Linked DNA regions of Mus musculus: region 2 is linked to region 1. Evidence: chromatin contacts called from ENCODE POLR2A ChIA-PET data. All regions are on one chromosome and are shown on one strand. Each heading gives the region's core, a stretch centred on a gene start or an enhancer-like site at or near the end of the contact. The rest is flanking DNA. Distances are from core to core; before and after follow the strand shown.

The links. ChIA-PET counts read pairs that join two places held with the same protein, here RNA polymerase II (POLR2A).
Region 2: POLR2A ChIA-PET joins it to region 1 with 14 read pairs in embryonic stem cell. The contact joins the promoter of Tpgs1 here to the promoter of C2cd4c in region 1. POLR2A ChIA-PET finds 5 or more read pairs at or near these places in 4 of 5 experiments (Patski and embryonic stem cell).

Annotation. Positions count from the first base shown.
Region 1 is chr10:79,609,702-79,615,722 of GRCm38, forward strand. C2cd4c (C2 calcium-dependent domain containing 4C) reads right to left here and starts at 4,317. Exons shown (of 2, transcript NM_198614.3): 1 at 4,056-4,317; 2 at 1-3,637. The coding sequence starts at 3,610. The coding sequence ends at 2,351.
Region 2 is chr10:79,665,020-79,670,950 of GRCm38, forward strand. Tpgs1 (tubulin polyglutamylase complex subunit 1) reads left to right here and starts at 4,420. Exons shown (of 2, transcript NM_148934.3): 1 at 4,420-4,764. The coding sequence starts at 4,427. Madcam1 (mucosal vascular addressin cell adhesion molecule 1) reads left to right here. Exons shown (of 5, transcript NM_013591.3): 2 at 1-159; 3 at 412-738; 4 at 1,320-1,751; 5 at 3,218-3,523. The coding sequence ends at 3,348.

The DNA.
Region 1 (6,021 bases), core at 3,067-5,566:
CGCAGGACCTTGGGTAGACAGCAGGAGCTGTGCTCTGTCCCAGAAGTCTAGGAGACGTGTCAGTCCATATCCTTGAACCTGCCCCTCCAGTCACCAGGGCACCCAGCCTGGGTTCTACTCACTTCTCTCCCGTAGCCACGGGCATGGCCAGCCCAGCCCTTCCCACATTGTCTTGGACGTCCCAATTTCTTCTCTCCATTGCTGTTACCCATGCCCAGGCTGGCAGAAGGCCACAGGTGTCATAGTACAGCAGGTCTTCCCCTTAGCATAGGTCCAACCCACCCACGTTGACAGAGTAGCCCCAAGGTAATGAGGGGCAGCGGGGCCTTCTGCCTCTCAGCGGGGCCTGCCATCCATCTAAGACATCCTCACCCAGCACCCTGGGTGTGCTGAAGGTATGTGCATAGGAACGGTGACTCCCAGGGGCCAGATGCTCCAACTCCAGTGTCAGATCATCCCTACACAGTGACTCACTGCAGAGAAAACCCTGTTCTAGCTGAGAAGCCCTAGAGGCATCAGCCATCTAGGCAGCAGCCTCTAGACCTGTCTTCCGGTCTCCCTGGGCCAGACAGCTCCAGGCCAGTACCTGGTTTAGGCAACCAGCAGTGCCTGAAGAGACCAGGTTGACAAAACCTAGAAAGAAGATGGAGATATCTCTCTGGGGCCTGCACAACTTGTCTCCCCTCCCAACCTCTACCAGATAGCTGGACAGAGTCCACAGGCCTCCAGCGCTTCATGGGATATCCACAATGTCCACTCTGCGGGCTGTTGTAGGGACAGGCTGAGTTGTGTGGATAGAGACTGAGGACAGAGCCCAGCCGTGGGACCTGTGAGCCCTCTTCACAACGGCCAGGGTCTCCCTCCCTTTTCTATCTTCTTCTGTTCAACCCCAAGCAGTAGAGAGTAGGAGTGTGAGAAAGGCCTTCCTCACCTCAGGCTCCCCCACCTTGCCAGCAGCCACGGTTAAACTCCTGTTGTTATTAAACACAAATCAAGCAGGCCTGCACCCCCGCACTCCCCAAACACCTTTACTGCACTCAAAACAGCATTATAAACAAACACATTTGGGGGAGGCGTCTTAAAAGATTCACGTACAGTCAACTGCAAACAGAGATATCAAACAGTGCAGGGTATAAAAAACAGGGCCCCACAGAGCATAGAAGATGGGAGACAGAAAAAAGCAAGAGACCCCTGGGGCCCTCTGTCCACCACTCCAACTGACCAGCCCAGGTCCTGGATGTACCCTAGTCCCAGAGACAATGGGGACCAGGCACAGGGGTTGGGTAGGGGTTCAACTCCTAGGTGCTTGGCTCACCTCAAAGGTCCAAGCAATCAATCTCAAAACCCTTTTCTAGAGGGACAAGGGCTTTGGGAGTTTAAGGAAACAGCAAAAGACAAAGGAATGCTGGACCCTCCCTTATCTGCCATTATCCAACAGGCGGTCCATTCTGTTCTGAGTCTTAGAGTTTGTGCAAAACACAGCAGCCATTCAGGGACCCATGTATCCCACCCCATGAGGATTTCCTGTGCAGGAAAGACACACACATAAACAACCTAGAACCCTGCCCCCCAACACAAGTGCGTGCACACGGGCACACATACACACACACACACACACACACATACACACAGCCCACCCACCACAGCTATAGCCTATTTACATTCTGGAGCAAAGGGCGACTTGCCAAGGGCACCCTGGGAAAGTGGTTTGTAGCTTGCAAGATGAGGATAGAGCCACAGACTTGAGGCAGAAGCTCCTGGGTTACAGGTGGCTCTGGTTGATCAGCAGGAGTGGAGGGAAGCCTGTGCCAAAGAGCCATCAGCCAAGAGTCACCGCCTCCTTCGGCTCTCTGTGCACTCTGGCTTTCTTGATTCCCGCAGCCAAGCCCTCCTGTAGCTCTAGATGGCACATCAGCGCCAGAACTTGGGAGGTTAGGCCTACCTGGAGCCAGCCTGGCCAGGGAGGATGACTTCCCACAGACTGGGGGAAGTCTCAAAGAAGTTATCGGAGCATCTGAGCAACCGGGCCGTGCGGGAAAAACACCCGCGTGCAGCCAAGCGGGGGGGGGGGGGGGGGGCGGGGGGCGGGGGACAAGTTCCACACTCAGGAAACTCTGTTCTGGGTCCCAGCTGCCTTAGGTACCAGGATCCTGGGACTGCTACGAACCCCACAACTCTATGTGGATGGGCCAAGGTGGAGGGGGAAGGGGTTCCAGTCAGCAATATTTGCCCCAGCAGCCCATCTCCTAAGCGCACTCCACTAAGAGACCCAGGGAAAGCGGGGCAAGAGGCCCCGCCCACCCTCACCCGGCTCAGCTGAGCTAAGTATAGAAGGGAGGAACCAATGACCTCACAGAAAGGGCAACAGGGAGGTCAGTGGCAATTCCTCCTCCCCCAGGAGTGTGTCCCGCTTGAGGCTGCTACCCTTATTGACCACCTTGATCCTGAGGGCCAGCTTACGCACACTGGCTGGCCCCAGGCCATCAAAGAAGAAGTCCTCGTTGAAGATGGGGTGGCGGCTGTTTTTGATGATGGTGCTCCGCTGCTTCTGCAGCTTCCCGGGCACCAGGCACAGCCCCACGCAGCAATTGATGCTCCGGGCATCACAGGGCCGGTCATACAGGCCCTCGGCCGCCAGCAGGCGCACACGCAGGCGGGCCTGAGCAGCCTCGTACTCGGCCAGCAGCCTCACGCTGCCCCTGGTGCCCATCTTCACTGTGTGCTCTCCACGTGGTGCCTGGCCAGACTCCGGGCCTGGCTCCGGGGTAGCCCTGCGGGACAAGCGGCGACGGACACCTGGGCTGGTGTCTGGTGTGCTATCATCCGCAGACAGGGAGCCATGGCGACCTACCGACTGTTTCAGCTGGCTCACTTTGGCCTGGCTGTCCTGGGCGAAGCCCTTGAGCAGCGATACAGAGCGAGACAGCAGAGGGGACCCGAAGGGGGACGACTCAGCAGAGGACCCTGTGTCACTTTCCCCGCCACTGAAGTAGCGGCTAGGGCTCATCAGGGCCCCCCCAACCTCCCGGGATCCCCCATCACCTCCATTGCCCTTGGCCCCTGCTCGCCGGCGGCCAGCACCAGGGGATCCGACCTGGGCCAGGGCCCCGTGCTCACTGTGGAAAAGGGACTCCTTGCGCCTGGTGTGGGGGCTCTCGGCCAGTGTGGCAAAGCCATAGGATGTCTGAGCCTTGGGCACAGAGGGCAATGACATGGCACCCTGCGCCTGGGGGTCAGCGTTGGTGGCTTCCTCGGCTGTCCAGTCCTCCGCACTCTCTATCTGAATCACATGTCGTGTGGCTGCCTTCAGCAGGCTCCTGCTCTCTGAGGCCAACTTGGCCGGCAGCCGGGGACTGCGAGGTGCTCGACGGGGCCCAGGTGAAGCCAGGTTTTGCTCTGAGGTGGAGGGGCCCAGGTCCGCCTGTCCCTCAGCCTCTGTGGGGCCAGAGGGCAGCTTGGGCGGGATGAAGAAGTCGGGGATCTTGTCCGGAGTCAGCACGTTGCTATACAAGGGACCCTTGGAAGACTTGTCCCCAGCCTCACCGCGGCTGGCTCCGTTCTCCCCAGACCCCCGAAGTCGTTCCAAGAACCACATGTTGGTTTTTCTCATGAGGGCGACAGGCAAGAGACCAGGAGTCTGAGGAAAGAAATAGGAGTCAGAAGTGACACTTGTGCTCAAATGTCACCTGTCAGGGCTGTCAAAGGGTCGGACTTGTGTTAAGGGGTCACCTTAGGGTTATCAAGAAGTTGGCATTTATGCCCAGCTGTCAACTGACTGTCAGGGATGTCAGGGGGTGGTACTGTACATGGGAGTCATCCGCCAGGGCCCCATGGGCTTGACACCTGGTTCAGGGGTCACCACCTGTTAGGGTTGAAGCCAGCGTAGTGTAGGATCACGCTGAGCACTTGGGGCGCCCTGAGCAGGGTCAGTCTCCCACGCGAGCTGGGCCCGGCCTGTATCCTGCGCACCCACCCACCACCACCTCAGGGGATCGGGGTCCCCCCAGGGAACCACAGGCCTGAGCATCCCGGCCCCGCCCCCAGCTGCCACCCACCTGTGGCTTCACTCAGCTGCTGCGCTGTGCGTTGGGGGAGGCGGCGACAGCCCTGGGCCCGGTGCAGCGAACTGACCGCGCCCCCGACTCCCTGTGCGCCGGGTATGGGTAGCGCGGAGCGCGCTGGGCTCACCTGCCCCACGGGCTGCGGCGACTCCGGAACGCGGAGCTAGGCTACAGCCCGGCGCAGCTGCGAGCGAGGCGGTAGCGCAGTGGCCAGCTCTCCTCTCGGCGCGGGAAACCGCCCACCAAGCCGTATTCCTCCGATTGCGGCCGCGCGCCCGCGTCCTCGCAATCCGCGAGGGGCGGGGCCTCCCGAACTGGCGGGGAATCGGGGGCAGGGCTCCTAATATAAATAGGGCGGGTCTGCATGCGGAGCTGGGCCTAGGAGACAGTCTCCTGGTTCAAGCTGAGGAGGGGGGAGGCGGAGCTACTGGTAAATAGGGTGGAGCCTGAAGAAGGGGCGGAGCTGGCAGGAGTGTCTGGACTACATTGTTCCAGCCAGGGGCAGGGTTGGTAGCACTGAACCACCTGCCTGGTACAGGGTGGATGGGGCATTGCCTCCTGGTACAGAGAAAGAGTTCTGTGAGGGGTGAGGGGTGATACCAACTTGTATAGCCTGTGGTCCTGGGCAAGACCCAGACTACTGATCTAAGCCTCCTGATGCTAGACTGAATGGAATACATAGAGTCTGGAAGGGGAGCTGAGGGGCGGGGCTTGTGTCACTGAATCCAGCTGAGTCTAGCTGTACCACTTCTAGTCCCAGCCTCTCCTCTCAGCTCTGGGGAACACAACAGATCCCTTCACTAGCCAGCTGGTCTTCAACCAATAATAATAACTCTAATGATTGGAATTGGGAACTGAGTCCCAATCAGCCTCTACATGACCTTCTCCATCTCTGGTTCCCATGGCCACCCAGCAGGGAGTCAGTCATCCTCAGCGTTTGTAGATGAGGTGACAATTTCACTCTAGGAGAACAACCCACCCAGAGAAAGGCCTGGTCACTGTTGGCTGGGTTTCCACAGCTCAGCATCAGGTACTTGGTGTAATACACCTTCCATGGGCCTACATTTATCTGGTACCCATCTATGGCCAAATGACCCAGATGCTGGGAACAGTCTGATGGCTATCCTAGTGACCAATGAAACAGGTAGCCATGGAACAACACACCGGCGAATGACAATATAGGTGTGTGGCTCTCCATGACAAAGCTATAACAGTCCTGGAGTGGTGACACACACCTTTAATTCCAGCATTTGGAGGGGGAGGGGAGCAGAGGCAGGCAGATCTCTATGTGAGTCTAGCCAGGTCTACATAGCAAGTTCCAGGACAGCCAAGGTTACATAGTGAGACTGTCTCAAACCAAACAAAAACAAAACAAACAAAAATCTTGTAACAGGAAATCTAGAGGGCAATGGAAGAAACTGCCATCCATCAGCCATGGCAAAAGAGACCTAGCAGGGTAAGGCCAGGCTCAACCTAAGGTTAGCTACAGGATCACAGCCCCCAGGAACCAGGTGCCTTGGGCTTGCTCTACTGGCGCTTCAATCCTGTGGCTGACCATACTTCCCTCTGTGTGATGGCAGGTAAGTCTCCCAACCTCTGAGCCTCTATAGGTGAGCAAGCATCTTAGCCAAGGGTGTCCTGACTCACCCCAGAGCCTGGCTCCCATAACTCAAGCAGCAAAGGACCCCAAAGGCTGGCTCCCATACCTGAGCACAACTGCTGGCTCCTGCACTGATGTACCTGGAAGCTTAGAAATGAAGGCCCTCTGGCAGTGGTGGCGCACACCTTTAATCCCAGCACTTGGGAGGCAGAGGCAGGCAGATTTCTGAGTTCGAGGCCAGCCTGGTCTACAGAGTGAGTTCCAGGACAGCCAGGGCTACACAGAGAAAACCCTGTCTCAAAAAAAAGAAAGAAAGAGAGAGAGAGAGAGAAAGGAAGGAAGGAAGGAAGGAAGGAAGGA
Region 2 (5,931 bases), core at 3,170-5,669, 55 kb after region 1:
ACTGGCGTGGTCTGGACACCAGCTTGGGCAGTGTACAGACCCTCCCAGGCAGCAGTATCCTCTCTGTACGGGGCATGCTGTCAGACACAGGCACTCCTGTGTGTGTGGGCTCCTGCGGGAGTCGAAGCTTCCAGCACTCCGTGAAGATCCTTGTGTATGGTGAGGCCCACTCTGCCTTTCTAGGTGCCACCTGCCCCGGGGGAATCAGGACCTTGCGCCATACCAGTGCCACCACCCACCAAGTCCCCACACTCCACTGCCACCCCCACACTGTAGACCTTCAAGGCTGACATACTCACCCTTCCTGTCCCAACCACCTGAGGCCATAGCTGCACTCTCACGCCAAACTCCCCTCTGCCTGGCCCAGGCCTGACCTCTAAGCTCAGCCCTGGGCCTGCTATCGATCCACAGCCTTCCCAGACCAGCTGGTGGTGTCCCCGGAGTTCCTTGTACCTGGACAGGACCAGGTGGTGTCCTGCACGGCCCACAACATCTGGCCTGCAGACCCGAACAGTCTCTCCTTTGCCCTGCTACTGGGAGAGCAGAGACTGGAGGGTGCCCAAGCCCTGGAACCAGAGCAAGAAGAGGAGATACAAGAGGCTGAGGGCACACCACTGTTCCGAATGACACAACGCTGGCGGTTACCCTCCCTGGGGACCCCTGCCCCTCCTGCCCTTCACTGCCAGGTCACCATGCAGCTGCCCAAACTGGTGCTGACCCATAGAAAGGAGATTCCAGGTAAGACCACTGGGTCCTGCCTGCCTCTAGGCCCAGCAGCTCTGGGGCTTGGCCCATGATTGGTTGTCCCCACCTGTAGATCCCCAACAAAACTGTTCAATGCCTGTGTCACAAGGCAGCCAGAAAAGATTAACTCAAAAGATAAGGACCTACTCTATGCTAGCTCCAACATGATATTTCCGTCGTTTTCTGTTCACAAATTCTTGGCTTTGCCTAGGTGGGTGGTTGGCGGTGCACACCTTTAATCCCAGCACTCAGAAAACAGAGCCAGGTGGATTTCTTGAGTTTGAGGCCAGCCTGGTCTACCGAGCGAATTCCAGGACAGTCAGGGCTATACAAAGAAACCCTGTCTTGAAAAACCAAAGTAAATAAATAAAATAAACAGTGATCTGGTAGACTTGCATAAGAGCTAGTACCTACTTCCTGTTCTGTGTCTGTGTCATCAGCTGCTGATCCTAACTAGTATGATGCCTTGTGCCTCTTAAGTGATGTGGGAAGGGTGATGGAAGAATTCTGAACCAATACTGGGTTGCAGATGAGGAAAACTGAGGCTACAGGAAGAACATTCATTCTGTTTGCAGTACTACAGAGCCAGACCTCACCTAAGCCCCCCAACACGACCTCTGCTGAGCCCTACATCCTGACCTCATCAAGTACTGCTGAGGCAGTCTCCACTGGGCTCAACATCACCACCCTACCTTCTGCCCCTCCATACCCCAAGCTTAGCCCTAGGACTCTGAGCTCTGAGGGACCTTGCCGCCCGAAAATCCACCAGGACCTGGAGGCAGGCTGGGAGCTACTCTGTGAAGCATCCTGTGGGCCCGGAGTTACTGTGCGCTGGACCTTGGCTCCTGGCGACCTGGCAACCTACCACAAGAGGGAGGCTGGGGCCCAGGCATGGCTAAGCGTGCTGCCCCCAGGTCCCATGGTAGAGGGCTGGTTCCAGTGCCGCCAGGACCCTGGCGGGCAGGTGACCAATCTGTATGTTCCTGGCCAGGTGACCCCGAATTCCTGTGAGTCTGGGGCCCTGGGAGGGAGGGACAAATGGGACTAAAACACTAGCAGGAGTCTGTACCATGCCTAGCCTCAGTTTCCCCATGTTCAGTATGCTTTCCTGTCTGGAGACCTCTTAGAACTCGGGGCACCTTGCAGTCTTTCAGAGACAGGAAGATCCAGTGAAACAAAAAGTGAAAAAAAAATTTAACATTGGTTTCAGATGCCCGGGGCTGACTTCATAGCTATTTAACTTTAGTTTCACATACCCGGGGCTGGCTTCAAACTTGCATCATAGCTAAAAGTGACCGTGATCTTGCCTCAACCTCTTCAGTGCTGAGATAACAGGTGCACACCACTGTGACACATTTTTTTAAATTTATTGTTATACATAAGTACACTGTAGCTGTCTTCAGACGCACCAGAAGAGGGCATCAGATCTCATTACGGGTGGTTGTGAGCCACCATGTGGCTGCTGGGATTTGAACTCAGGACCTTCAGAAGAGCTGTCAGTGCTCTTACCTGCTGAGCCATCTCACCAGCCCATGACACATGTCTTAATGGTTGATTTTTTAAATACGTTAATTGAGTCTGAAGCAACAGATGTCTCAGAAATTAAAGAGTACTTACTGGTCTTACAGAGAACCTGGGTTCACTTCCCATGTGATAGCTCACAAACATCTGTAACTCCAGATTCAGGGAATGTAACCCACACTTTTGGCCTCCCAGAGCACCATGTGTGCATGGTACACATATGTACATCAACACTAAAATAACTCCTGCACATGCAAATAAGACGCCAGGTGTGTTTGCGCATGTCTTTAATCCTAGCACTCAGGAGGCAGAGACAAGAAACGCATAGCCACTTGTAACTCCAGGACCCTGGAGACTTGACATCCTCCTCTGACTTCCAAGTGTACCTGCATTTGTGGCATACACACAGATACACACACACACACACACACACAAAATAAACATTAAAAAAATAAACCTTAAGCCAGGTGGTGGTGGTGACACATACCTTTAATCTCAGAGGCAGGTGTATCTCTAAGTTCAAGGACATCCTGGTCTACAGAGCAAGTTCCAGGACAGACAGCCAGGATTACATAGAAGACTCTTGTCTCAAAAAATCAAAACAAAACAGACAAAAAACAAAACAAAACAAAACAAAACAAAACAAAACAGAACTAAGCTGGGCACGATGGCACACAAGCTATGATCTAAGTACTTGAGCTGTAGAAGAAGAAGGGTCAATGTCAGCCTAAGCTACAGAGTGAGACCGTAATTTAGAAACAAAAGCTTCCCTTTAAGTAGATTCATTCTTCCATGCTGTCTTTGAGTATGTCTGGTTGGGTGGCTGTTTTCTACCCAAGTAGAGGCTGGCTAGTTAAGTCCACTTTTAAACTGTAAGGGCCTATGTATGTTCCCTCTGTGGAGCCCACAGGCACTGGGACTGATGGCAGCCTTTCTCTTCCTACTCTTTCAGCCTCCACCGTCGTCCTATGGATTGGCAGCTTGGTGCTGGGGCTGCTTGCACTGGTCTTCCTTGCCTACCGCCTGTGGAAATGCTACCGGCCAGGTCCTCGCCCAGACACTAGCTCATGTACACACCTATGAAGCTCCATTATGCCAGACTAAAGGAGGCAGAGAGTGACCAGCTGCAGGATTTGGGGCATCAAGATGATAGTGTGGCCTCTTTCCTTGGTGGTCAGCACATCTATAAGTTTCTCCTGACTTCTGGGCTTTTCTGCCTGCTGGCCCAGAGCTAAATAAAAGCCCCGTATCTAGCCACTGGCATATTCTTTCGTACTGTGAATAGGAAGGCTTTGTACATCACCTATCCCTACAGCCAGAGTCCCTGGAGACAGTCACACATCCCAGTTTTCTTTGGTAGGTCGAGCAACAGGATACTAGGCTGGGAAATGCCTGCATTTAACAAGAGTAACTAAGGAGATATCCAGTGGCTTAGAAAAAGTACTTGGGGGGTAACCTGGGAAAACACGAAGAGCGGTATGGATGCCAGACAAGGGAATAAAAAGTATGTCAGTAGATAAAGAGCCAAAGATAACACAGAAAAGGGACATGCGAGGATACTAGAAAGCCACAGCAGTTCAGAATTGCAAAGAGAGCACCCCCCTCTGGTGGTCAGAAATGGTAACAGTCTGGGAAAGGAAGGAATCTGGTGACAACTCCGCTCAGGCACCTTAACGCTCGGAAGGAGACTAAGTGAGGCCAAAAACCCGGGAGAGCCCAGGCCGAGTCTGGGAGCAAACGCAGAAAACGGTTTGAACTCCGCTTTCAGCCCTAGATTCCTGGTGAGCTTTGCGGGGTTTATCTGGTACCCAGGGTGCCTGGTTGCTAGGAGACCATGCTTAGGAAGACTTGCCCACTACCAAGATGGCAAGGTATCGCGCTTCAAGCCAGAAACCAAGCCCTTCCTGGGGGACCATTTTGAAGTCTGGCAAGCTCACAATTCCAGACCGAAGCTAGAAGATGCAGTCATGGAGTAGCAGGAAAACGCACACAGAGAAAGCCAGGGGCACAGGGGGAAAAGGTCGCTTGCGCTTGTTACTATCGAGATTCTCAGAGAGGGGGGCCGCTGCCTCTGCCCTTAACAAAAATGGTCGTCGAGGGAAGGCGCCTCATCGCGCCGTGAATTATGGCGGCGCTTCCGGTCCCGCTGCCCCCAACAAAGATGGCGGCAGTGGAGAAACGGCGGCCGGCAGTAGCACCAGCGGCCAATTTCCCGGACAGTGGCCGGACGTCGGTGTCTCAGGCGGCGGCGGCCGCTGAGAGCGAGGAGGACTTCCTACGGCAGCTCGGCGTGACGGAGATGCTGCGCGCAGCCCTCCTAAAGGTGCTGGAGATCCGGCCCGAGGAGCCCATCGCCTTCTTGGCGCACTACTTCGAGAACATGGGTCTACGCTCGCCGACCAACGGAGGCGCCGGGGAGCCCCCGGGCCAGCTCCTCCTGCAGCAACAGCGCCTGGGCCGCGCGCTGTGGCACCTTCGCCTGGCTCACCACTCGCAGAGGTGCGGACCGATGGCGGACGGGGGTACCAGAACTACAATTCCCGACAGGCCCCGCGCGGGAGCAACTCGCCGCCGGCGCGGGGCGTTTCCGGGAGTAGTGGTCTTTCCTCTTTTCCCGGGTCTGGTCGGCTTGAGGCAGGTTTAAGGTTCTCGGCACGCCTCGCATCGATTTCGCCTGCAGTGTGCGCGGGGTGTACTGGATATTGTGGTCCGGGTAGGAAGTGCTGGGGGTTGTAATCCATCGTCCATCTATTGCATGAGCTTCCAGGTGATTACGGCCTGGAGGAGGTTGCTTTTGAACCCGAGTCCATTTTGCCCTCGCAGCCAAGGGTTTTGGGAGGTCAAGAAGCCCAGCAAGGTAGTATAAATAGTGTGGTGCTTGTCCAGGAGATGGACAGCCTGTGTACTCAGGCCCCAGGCCCCAGACAGAAGTTCCTTAGATGCACACGCAGAGCACAGGCTGGTCTAGAGCCTGACGTGAACCCTGCAGGGAGCTCCGCAGTGGGAGTAGTTCCAGTGTAGGTGACGACTAAGGACGCTTTTTCATTGCATAGTGGATGAGGGAAGCTGATCAGTAGGGCATCATCAGCCAGGGGGTGACCAAATGCCTGAGGGTCTCAGCATGGGAGTGGCTTTCCAAAGGGTGCTTGGAGGAAGACTCAGGGAGGAGAGCAGGGGAGGGGGCCGCAAGGAGGAAGACGTTGGGCAACAGTAGCTCAGGCCTTCCCTAGGGAAGTGAAAGTCCAGAGATCATACATTTCCAGCTGAGCAGACCAGACATCTCTGCACCAGAGGGAAGGGGCTCAGTATCCAAGATGGTAGCCAAGAAGGGAAGGGTGGAGCATGGCGGGCCCATGTGGCTAGAGGGGAGGGGTACAGGCACAAAGGGAGAAAACCAGCGAGAATGTAGACGGACAGTCTTCAGCTAGGACAGCATTGGGGTATGTGAGTGGGAGACTGAAGGTATCAGCAGAGAATACGCACACAAGACCACACCGTGAGGTGCCCAGGGGAGGAACAAACTGCTTACTGGGGGCATCCGGAATTCTCCCAGGGATGAAGAGCAATGAACCTAGGGATTTAAAATAGAAGTGTTTTCTGTGAGTTGAAGTCAGCCTCACCTGAGGATCTGGGGCAAGCTTTGTGATCATGTCACCAGGTCTCTGT